Regions from separate parts of the Mus musculus genome. Here region 2 is linked to region 1. Evidence: chromatin loops called from intact Hi-C (ENCODE). Cell type or tissue: gastrocnemius. All regions are shown on one strand. Each heading gives the region's core, and the rest is flanking DNA. Links, peaks and the distances in the headings are about the cores only.

Region 1 (5,386 bases), core at 271-5,270:
TGTTAAAAATTTAAGCTATTATTTAAGCACTATAATTTTTCTTTATTTGGAGTGACACTAAATAGCAGGTATATACTATATACTATATACTGCATTGGAAGAGATAGCGGGGCAGTGGAGAAAGACTTTTAAAAAAATGTTATCTCTAAGTTTTAGTATTACTTTTTCCTGACTTTTGAACAAGTGCCCTTGGATTTTCAGTTTACATTGGGACTTACAATTATGTATCTGATTCAGTTTATGAATCAGTAATTGTAACCATAAATGTATACTCAATAAGAGTAAATGTTTACTTTTATCAGGAACCATTATAAAATGTTGATAACATAGTTTTCAAAATTGCAAATAAGAAATAACCCCAATGCCCGTGAAAGAAGTCAACTGTGGCATATTCATGTGGAGTTCTAAATAGCAAAGAAAGGTAAATTATTCCTATGCATATATGCATGTATACACATATAATATGTATATATAGGATATGAGATAGTGTATAGGTTCAGAGTATAGGCTACGTGATACACATGACTGAAAAGGGAGAGGGAGCCTGAATGAGACCTCTGAGGAGAGGAGATGCTCTATATCTTGGTCAGGGGTAATAGCTGATTCACTGAAAAAGTTGAACACACTGTACCCTTAAGTCATGTGGAATTGTGAGATTAATTATATGTGAGATGTGCATCAATTAAAAAAGAAGCAGGAAGATTCTTTTTCTATAATTAAATACTACTGTATGATGAATGTGAGCCGTGCATGTGTGCATGCCTGTATGTGCTTGTGGGTGTGTATGTGCATGCCTGTGCACGTGTGTGTGTGTGTGTGTACATGTGTGTAGAATGTCCTTACTTAAGAAGGAAGAATCAGGTGCTTGCCTCGCCCCTGTGAGATGTGCTGGGGGTGGGGCGCAGAGTGGAGCCCCAGCCTGCACATTTGATTAAGAGTCTCCTTGGTCACTGTTGCAAGTTGCTTAGTTACTGGAGCACTCGATGTGACTCTTAAGTTGAGTTCCTAATCCAAAGCTGACCATTGTCAATGGTCAGGCTCCTGCAGCACCCTTTCTCTGTAACTGAAGGCAGAATTACAATTGTCAGGTCTACTGATCGAGACTGATCGAGACTGACGGTCTGACTTTCAGTTTTCTCAGGGAACTTCATTCTGTGCCACACTTTAGTGCTTGCCTGGAAGCTCTTCCCTCACCTGACCCTCACCTGATTCTGGTTTCTGCTAAGTATTCTCAAAGAATCTTTGACTGGTCACACACTCAAACAGCACCAGCCCTCTGGGCAGACTCAGTGATCTTACCTTATGCTGTTTTTCTTAGCTTTTGCCACAGCTTGTCTGTGCATGTGTGCCTGCATGTATGTGCAGCTCTTTGTATACATTACATCCTGCCTTTCTAATGAGAATATAACCTGTAATTCTCTAAGTATTCCTACATTTCTTGTAAGTGCTCAGTAAACATTTATTGAATGATAGATCTCATTTTGAAAACTATAGGCTCTAACACTCCCAGGATCATAGGATCAGAGGTGAGGAGGACATAACATCTGCCCCAACACTGGGAGTAACTGGGACTAGTGGGACATAGGCACACAGGAACTCTGCCCAACCAGTGACATAGGTTCCTTCTGGTCTGAGCCGGTGACCTGAGCAGACCTTGTGTGCTAACTCTGCAGCCAGTCCTACAACATCCAGAAGAAGCTCCACTCCCAGGTGTTCTAACACACCCAGGATCCCAGGAGCTTGGGCACACCAGGATCTCGGGGTCCCACAGGCAGCTTGACTCCCAGGAGCTCTGGCACACCCAGGATTTCAGGATCCCAGGATCCCAGAATCCCAGGATCCCAGAATCACAGGATCCCAGAGACATCTGAACTCTGAGGAGTTCTGACACAGCCAGGATCAAAGGAAGGACAGGCTCCAGTCAGACAAAGCCACGACAGGCAGCACTAGAGATAACCAGACGGCAGGAGGCAAGCGCAAGAACATAAGCAACAGAAACCAAGGTTACTTGGCATTATCAGACTCCAATTCTCCCACCATAGCAAGTGCTGGACACACCATCCCACCAGAAAAGCAAGACTCGGATCTAAAATCACTTCTAATGACAATGATAGAGGACTTTAAGAAGGACATAAACAACTCCCTTAAAGAAATACAGGAGAACACAGGTAAACAGCTAGAAGCCCTTAAAGGGGAAACACAAAAATCCATTAAAGAATTACAGGAAATACAATCAAAGAGGCAAAGGAAATAAACAAAACCATCCAGGATCTAAAAATGGAAATAGAAATAATAAAGAAACCACAAAGGGAGACAACCCTGGAGTTAGAAAACCTAGGAAAGAGATCAGGAGTCATAGATGCAAGCATCACCAACAGAATACAAGAGATGGAATCAGAGATACAAGAGACACAATCAGAAATGAAAAGGGCCTCATAACAATGAAGTATATCTTAAAATAATTATCCCGTTTGCTGAATATTAACAGTTGAAAATATTAAAACATGTTCTACAAACGTCAAACAAGAGAAAGCTATAAGAAAATATAATTTTGAGTCATACATTTTTAGAGATTTAGTTTTATTTACTTCAGAATACTCATTTGTTTTTATTTTATGTGTATGGGTGTTTATTTTACCCTGTATTTATGTCCAGTCACCATGTGGCCACAGTGTCCAAAAAGGCCAGAAGAGGGCACCATATTCCCTGGGACTAGAGGTATGTGGTTCACTCCACACTGGTCTTCTGGAATATCAGGTGGTGCTCTTGACCACTGTAACCCCATAAAAATCATGTGTACAGTTGCTGTATGTACATATGTGTACCATGCGTGTGCCTGGTGCCTGAAAGTCTCATAAAAGGGTTTTGAGACCCCTGGAACTGCAGTTATGAGTGGTTGGTGTGGGCTTTTATGAGGATGCTCAGATCCTCTGCAAGAGCAGCAAACTCTCTTAATCACTGGGCCATCTTTCTAGCCTCCATTTGTCATGCTCGCAATGTATTTTAAAGCTCTAGAGAGGGCAGAGTGCTTATACTGTAAGTGTAAGCTGCCGGGGGACATGGGCAGGAAGCATCGGAGAACCTGTTCTGCAATCATCGTCTTCCTGGAATGCCTCTTTCCCGGCTTATGAGGACAGGGGCGGGCATCAGCTTCTGGGGCTAAGCATCAGCTCCAACATTCTCAGAAATGGAGTGCCTAGCACAGCAGAAATGTGACCCATCGGCCACTGGATGTCACTCTCTGCTCATACTCCCAAGTCTGGCTGTCCTTCCAGGCTTCTGCAATGTTCTCATAAGAAACACGCCAGAGGGCAGAGGTTCACCTGTGCAGGACCCCCTCAACATGGGATCGTCTGCAGTTCCAAAGTGAAATTGATTTTTGATTCTCAGCAGCGTAGACAGAGAAGAGATGAGTGGGCTCGAGTGGGCCTTTCCCATCTAGGCACTTAGGTGGTGCTCGGACAGAGCTCTAGGATCTGTCAGTCAAGAGGCGGCAGGCTCACTTACAGGGTCACAGCTAGAATCAAGGACTGCTACTCACGTTAGGTTCACATCCGACATGGCTTGCATGTAAACAGAACACCGGAATCCCTTCATCGGAAAACAGAACAGGAAGTGCAAAAATGGGGCTCAGTGACCAGTGTGAAATTGGGCCAGCTTTTTTTCTTGGGAAGAACTTTTTAACAGCAGAGGTTACCACTTGAACCAGAAGAGACCCTAGCACCAGTTCCTTGAGGGTTTCCACCTATGTGCACGGTCTGAGAGTTCCCCCTTCCTACCTACCATGGTGACACAAGCTGCTTTGACCTCTATCTATTACTTACCCCATCATCTTTGAGCCAATGTACCTACTTATCATTTAATCAAGGTTTTAACAAGTCTGGAGCAATTTGCTACAGTCCCCGTGGGGCATCTCCTCTGGAGAGGGTATTTACTCTGTTATTCAACATGACAACATTCGTTTATCGGATGCTGTTTTCTGAGTTCCATACACTGGTAGGTTGAGCAGGGACACAGTCCATGCAGTACCCGTTACTGAAGAATTGAAGTATTTCCGTGTTGAGATCTTAAGGTAGAGGGCACCGATTGCTTTGTAGATATCGTCAGTGTGTGGAGATGGACTTGACTTTCCCATGTGGAGTAGCTTGACTTACTCAGCTACTCTGTGTCCAGAGGCAGCTTCATGAGGTCTTTGTGCCTTTGAAATAAGTCCTGTGGCAGCCTCGGGGAAGCTGTGTGAAGGCTGTTCGTGAACAGCCAAAGAGTTTTGTTTTAAAGTTAACTCTCACCCTGGAGTGTCTTTCAGAGTTTGTCCTTGTGCTTAAGATATAACGCCCCCAACCCCATCGCAGTGGTGACTTGGACGATGGCCGCTTCTACGTCTCTATGAAGCAACACCTTTTTCTACTCTTAGATTTACTGCCAGTTCGAACTTCCTCTAACTGCCCGGCAGTTTCTGCATCGGGACTTCGGTAAGCGAAGCTTCCTCTGACTGTTTTGCTCTTTTGTAACGGCTCTCACTTCCTCTCTGCCACATGCACACTCAAGTGTCAGTTTGAACTCTGGTGACTTCTACGGTGAAGCCGGAGCTGTGCATTAGTCAGCTGCGCCCCAACCCCCATTCTACAGTCCTTATGACACTCATGCCCGTGACACTTCTCAGATGCCCCCAACAGCACATTCCTTTCTGTAGCAATCCCATGGCTAGGGGAGTTTGCCACTTGACCCCTATAGCATACTGCTATCAGTTCTCACACTTCTTTGAGGGGGTCTTCATTGCCAATTGGCCAGCAAATAATCTATCTATAAAATACCGCTAAGTAACTGTTAGGATCATTTTTGAAGCCAAGTGTCTTTGGTTGGGTCCCCGGAAACAATTCTGAAATGGAGACTTCTGGGCAGTGGTTTAATTAACTGGTAAATGCTCTGAGGGTCAATACCGGCAGGGATGAGGGAGTAACTGTGTCAGAGGCTGCATGCTGACTTGATGCAGAAGGTGGGGCCAATCCCACTCAGGTGCTGAGGATCTGGGGGTGGGGCACCTCCAGTTGGTCCTGCCTGAGTTGCCCCAGTTGATGCCAGAGGCTACGAAGAGGAGTGACCTGGCATTCCTCAGTCAGTGAGACCACAGCTTAGGGGCAGTTTCTTCCAGGCAAAGGCAGAGCCTTGAGGACACACCCAGAAGCAGTCAACTGGCTGTGGGAAACAAGGACATGCAGTCTGAAGTATGCTTGCTCCCTTCCCAAGTACTGTCCTTTTTTTCTGGATCTCTTCTGAAGTGTGTTGAAATCCTTAATTTATCTCTTTGCCCCATCTTTTTATTTCTAAAATAAATGTTTCTGTTAGTATTATGTTATATTAGATGTTCTATTTATCTAAAATAAAT
Region 2 (5,386 bases), core at 72-5,071, 450 kb after region 1:
GGGCTTTCGTGCCGTCACTGTGGGCTCTGAGGCAAAGAACTTACCATGCTGTGTCCCACTTTCCTTTCCTCCAAAACAGGCAGGACAATATTCCTGTTCTCATGGAGGTTTCCAGGAGGATTAAATGTGTTTCTCTCAGTGATGGGCCTGGAACTGCAGCTGACGCATGCGTATGGTAACCATGGAGCTGCCTACACCAGTGGTCAACAGAACACCTCAGGTGAGCAACCTGGAAAGCTGATCTGAAACACAGGTAAGACTTTGCTTCGTGTTTTAAGAGCAAATTGTGATGAGCATTGTCTCATTAAATCTTAACAAAGGCTGGGCTTCATTCCACCACATGAGCACGAGCCCATTCTTGCCTGAATTTTATAAATGAGACAAAACAAAACAAATAAAACAGATGTGTTACCAAGGACACACACACACACACACACACACACACACACACACACACACACCTGTTCCCTATAATGGCAAGTACCTTGGGAGTATCAGATTCATTCTTTATGTAGTAACAATGACTGTCCTGCCCTAGGCATAGAAATGGAAGAGGAAGCCTTAAATAGAAAGGAATGATGGGGGTGGAGTACACTACACAAATAAATAAAACAAAAGTCATCTGCTATTGATCCATGGAGTTTCGTGAGTATAACATATCACCTATATCTGTTTTTGTTTTTTTTGTTTTTTGTTTTTTTGTTATTGTTGCTAATACAGTAGGAGTTAAGCTTTGGGTAGATTTTTAAGATCAATTGGACTAGCACCACATCAGGGGAAACAAAAAACCAGAAAGGGTAGAACAAAAATGGTAGGACAAATATGGCATTTTCTGTGTTGTATATACCCCTGATGGCTTCCTAGGCAATCCTTCAGCCACAGTGCAGGAGCATCGCCCACACACAGGCAAGGTTTCATTTTCTGTGTTTCTTCAGCTGAATCCTAAACCAGTTAATTCCACTTCTGTACCATGTGAAAAATACCAGGAAACATATTTTTAGGGGGACCAATCTTATCATTTGCCTAATAATTCTGAAACGAATACCCATGAGGGACAGTGTTAGAAGGCAGGCTCAGATGCACACACGCAGGCAGAGATAGACTTTCATGCTGTCACACAGCAGAAGGAAACGGAAGGCTGGTTGCTTTGTAACAGCAGTCAACTGTTGTCTCCTAACAAAGGCTAAAAAACAATGTTAAAATGACTGTTGGAGCAGTCCTGTGACATTGCTATTCAGATCTACAGCCTAGGGTACAATGCAGTGCTTCTTACCCTGTGTATCACAACCCCCCAAAGACCACCGGAAAACACAGATATTTACATTACAATTCATAACAGCAGCAAAATTATGGTTATGAAATAGCAATGAAAATAATGTTATGGCTGGAGGAACCATAATACATGAGGAAGAGTATTAAAGGGTTGTGGCACTAGGAAGGCTGAGAATCACTGAGTTTTGACATTAGGGTTTCCACCTTCAATATCCCTCTACATCGTTGTACAGCTGCATAGCACATATGAAACAAACACATGTACATATAATGGAAACATGTTTTCTGTAGGTGCCCTGCTTTTTCTTGGTTCACAGCACGTGGCGGCTCAAGTCTTTATGGAAATGGTTCCACATCAAATCCACACAGTGAATGTGCAGTGTATTCAAAGCTGTCTAGGCGATGTCTCTTTCTCTTAAGCTTGCTTTTGCCCCTCCCAGCCTCTCCTTCCTGCAGACTGCTTGCTCCATCCTGAAGGACCTGGCATCCAGACGCTAGAAATGATTGTTCTCTACAATGCTAAACACAACCCACATGCCTACCTAGGCTTCCTCTACCTAAAATTCCCACTCATTTGTTGTATTTCTGTTCTACTGATTGCTACCATCAAAATCCCTTGAGTTTCATCTCAAACCTGCCTCAGTCTTCCCAGACACCAAGAGGCAGTGCTTTCTTCTAATGCATGCACCATTGAACTACATACTATTGAACATTTGAGACAGTTTACCACACTGACTCTTTGGCTCCTGTTTTCTCCTCAGACTATGAAGAGTCACCCATCAAATATGCCACAGTAAAGATGGGGACTAAGCCAAGTTGTATTCTGGCGCTACCTAGAAACTACTCTAACTATATTTTCTATAACTTACAAATACATCAAGGGCACGTTTCTTTCTTCCAGTCCTTAAGGCTATAGGGTAGACATGTTTTACCCATGTGTGTGTAGGCATTTTAAGCAAGCATCGAACACACCACCTGCATTTTCACCCTTAGCTTTTATTCTTTATGCTTCTTGTCACCAGCGCATTCCCATGTAGGGTCTGGAGTGTCTGGGGCCCAGGCAGGTCCTGGCATGGCCTTCGGACCCAAAGCCTCTATTAAATAAATAGGTAAACAGAGGCTGTAAAGAACAGGTCCAGTTGAAAGTGGTCTGAATTCTTTACTCTCTCCCTCCAGGAAGCAATTTTGCAGCACTTAATTCAGAGTCCACACCCAGCAAGTGCTTAAACACGTTTTCTTACAGCCATTTCACCTCATTTTATTCCAATAAGGAGGTTTAAAAAGCCATCTCCTTCCCTTCGTCCCTCCACCTCTGCCCTTTCCGTTCCTGTCTTTAATGAGTTTTTAGTGTTTTAGTTAACATTGCAAACCTGATAGTGACACAGAGTCTGAACAGAACAAGCAGAGTGGCTTAGAGGGTGCGGTGCGTGGTTTCTGTTTTGTTAGCTCATACTGCCCTCTTCTGGTCACTGAGCAGATTTAAAACTTGGCTGGGTAGAAAAAACAAAAAACAACCAACACCCCTCCTCTAAACTAAAAAACCAACCTAACTAACTAACTAACTAACTAACTAACTAACTAATTAAAACCATGAAGAAAACTGTGCAAAGAATAAGTGACAGTGTACAGGGAAATAAAATCTTTCCATATGAATAACCATGACATGAAAATATGCAACACCACTGCCTATGTGTGACTAAGTAACATTTTTTGTTGTTGTTGTTATTCTTAAAATCCAAAATACTGCTGTCTTCTCATTTTTGTCTCTTTGTCATTTTTACGTGGGTAAATTCATGCAATCTGTTGAGAAGAACGTCACTGGAATGGCTTAGGGGTTCTCTTCCTTGTTCCAGCTCCCCTGAAAGCTTGTGGGGATAGGGCAGTTTGCTCTGTAACCAGCGGTGTGGTGTCTTGCCTGGGCTCATTAGTTAGGTGAACAGGGTCCAGGAGCCTTCTCAGCTCTCAGCTGTACTTCATCTGCTTGCGGCTGGAGCGATACCTGCTCTGCCTTCCTTATCAAGGATAACAGAAATAGAATGAAGACACAGCCTATGATGTTTATCTACAAATAAACGCACTGTTGTTATTTTTAATTAGTGTGTGTGTGTGCGTGCACGTGTGCATGTCTGAGTGTGTGTATGTGTGTGTGTGCGTGCACGTGTGCGTGTCTGAGTGTGTGTGTGTGTGTGTGTGTGCGTGCACGTGTGCGTGTCTGAGTGTGTGTGTGTGCGTGCACGTGTGCATGTCTGAGTGTGTGTGTGTGTGTCTGAGTGTGTGTGTGTGTGTATGTATGTGTGTGTGTGTGTGTGTGTATGTGTGCGTGCACGTGTGCGTGTCTGTGTGTGTGTGTGTGTGTGTGTGTATGTGTGTGTGTGTGTGTGTGTGTGTGTGTGTGTGTGTGTGTGTGTGTGTAGGTCAGAGAACACCTTGCAAGCATCAGTTCCCTCCTGATATTTGACATTAGGGATATTGAAGGTGGAAACCCTAATGTCAAAACTCATTGATTCTCAGCCTTGCTACTGCCACAACCCTTTAATACTGTTCCTCACGTATTATGGTTCCCCCAGCCATAACCCCCATGTGGGTTCTGTAAATCTAACTTGGGTCATCAGGCTTAGTGGACACCTTTACCCACTGAGCAATTAGTTTGCCCAAGAAGACATTTGCAATACGGATTTTAGGTGTTATAGTTCCCAGTGAAGTTCAGCTTCATTAAAAACCAAACCAAACCAAACCAAAAAAAGAAAAAATCCTTGCTATTTTAAGATAATGAAAGTATGTTGATAGCTATAGATCTAAAACGACAAAATTTCAGCCTTTCCTTTCCTGGAACTCTTTAGGAGAACAAAGACAAATGACTTTCCTGAACGATTTCCAACACAATCTTAGGGAAAGACAGGGTGTTTCCTTAATACTCAGAGAACACTGAAAGCCCAAGAATACTGTTGTAAACACAGACTTAGTGTTGTATTTAATGATAGCTTGTAGTCATCTGATAGATTTTGTATCTTTAAAAGAAAAACAAAACCTCACTGCTGACTGACTGTACACTATGGCTGTGCAGAATGGAGTAACGCACCTTAGCACTGCATGCCCACAGAAGAATCCTGTGCATCATTCGATCTAGCAAGGACAGAAACTGAGGCTTAGGAAAGTTGAAAAGCTTGCCCACGGTTATATGATTATTAAATGGTAGGATCTAAGCTAAAGCTGGCTTGGCCCAACGTCTTTGTGCCAGCAAAGGTACTTGCCACCAAGCCCGAGGACCTGAATTCAGACCCTGGGACCCACATGGTGGAAAGAGAGAACTTAATTCCAGCAAGTCATCCTCTGGCCTCCACACATGCTTCCTGGCAAGTGAACACACACACACACACACACACACACACACACACACACACACTCATACACACACAAATAATTAAATAATAAAAATGTCAAAAGGAAAGGTGAAACCTTGGAGTCAAACAACTGCTTGATTTTGATTGATCTCTATTTGTCTATGCTAAATCTGTCGCGCCTACACTTTACATTGTGTCTGTTAGCTTATGGGAAATGAAATGCTCTTACCAAATAAACCGGGGAAATGTATATTCTGTTTATAAATTTGAAAGCGATATGGCGTTTTCACTTTTGTCTTTTAAGTGATGTAAACTTATCTAAGAATGTTTTTCAAAATGAGGAATAAAGAATTGAAGAGCAATGAGCTCACACAATCATGTGATGTTTGAAGAAGCTCAGGTCTTGGGCTGCTTTCTCTAAAGGATGCATACGCTATCCTTGATCTAAAGCTGACGTGATATATAAACATAACGTTGAACTAGTAAAGAACATATGTTTAAGAAACTTCACGTGTGCTATGTCTTCATGTGACATAAACAGTGACTTCAGATACCTTGGTTAGGGCCATTGCCTAGCCACAGCAGGACCTTGATACCTCTATATTGCAACAGTGTTGACCAGACTAAGGAGCTGGGGCCCTGGCCAGTTCAAAAATCTATCCATAGTCTCCCATTCTTCATCCACCACCTTCTCAGAAGGGCGTTCTGGATACCAGTCTGAGGCTGAGGCTGACATTACCTCTGAGGTTCAGGATCCTGACAGGGTATCAGAC

Evidence for each region. Hi-C counts contacts between places; a loop is a spot of excess contacts. Peaks named below come from ENCODE experiments on the same cell type or tissue, not always from the same donor. Only the 100,000 strongest peaks of a DNase experiment are listed, where the experiment ranks them.
Region 2: a loop joins it to region 1, with 5 times the contacts of the local background. A loop is called at or near these places in 34 of 42 quality-filtered maps.

The regions. Positions count from the first base shown.
Region 1 is chr10:19,691,136-19,696,521 of GRCm38, reverse strand. All of the region lies in intron 1 of Gm33332 (a long non-coding RNA gene), which reads left to right. Among named protein-coding and RNA genes, the nearest start is that of Il20ra, 19 kb to the left of the region's middle. In gastrocnemius, for the core only: CTCF peaks have their summits at 2,671 (motif pointing right) and 3,229 (motif pointing right); DNase peaks (open chromatin) are centred at 2,724 and 3,221; H3K27ac peaks cover 191 bases.
Region 2 is chr10:19,237,532-19,242,917 of GRCm38, reverse strand. It overlaps Gm40607 (a long non-coding RNA gene), which reads left to right. Exons shown (of 3, transcript XR_871478.1): 2 at 80-253. Among named protein-coding and RNA genes, the nearest start is that of Gm40607, 3.3 kb to the left of the region's middle. In gastrocnemius, for the core only: a CTCF peak has its summit at 2,729 (motif pointing left); a DNase peak (open chromatin) is centred at 2,696; H3K4me3 peaks cover 205 bases.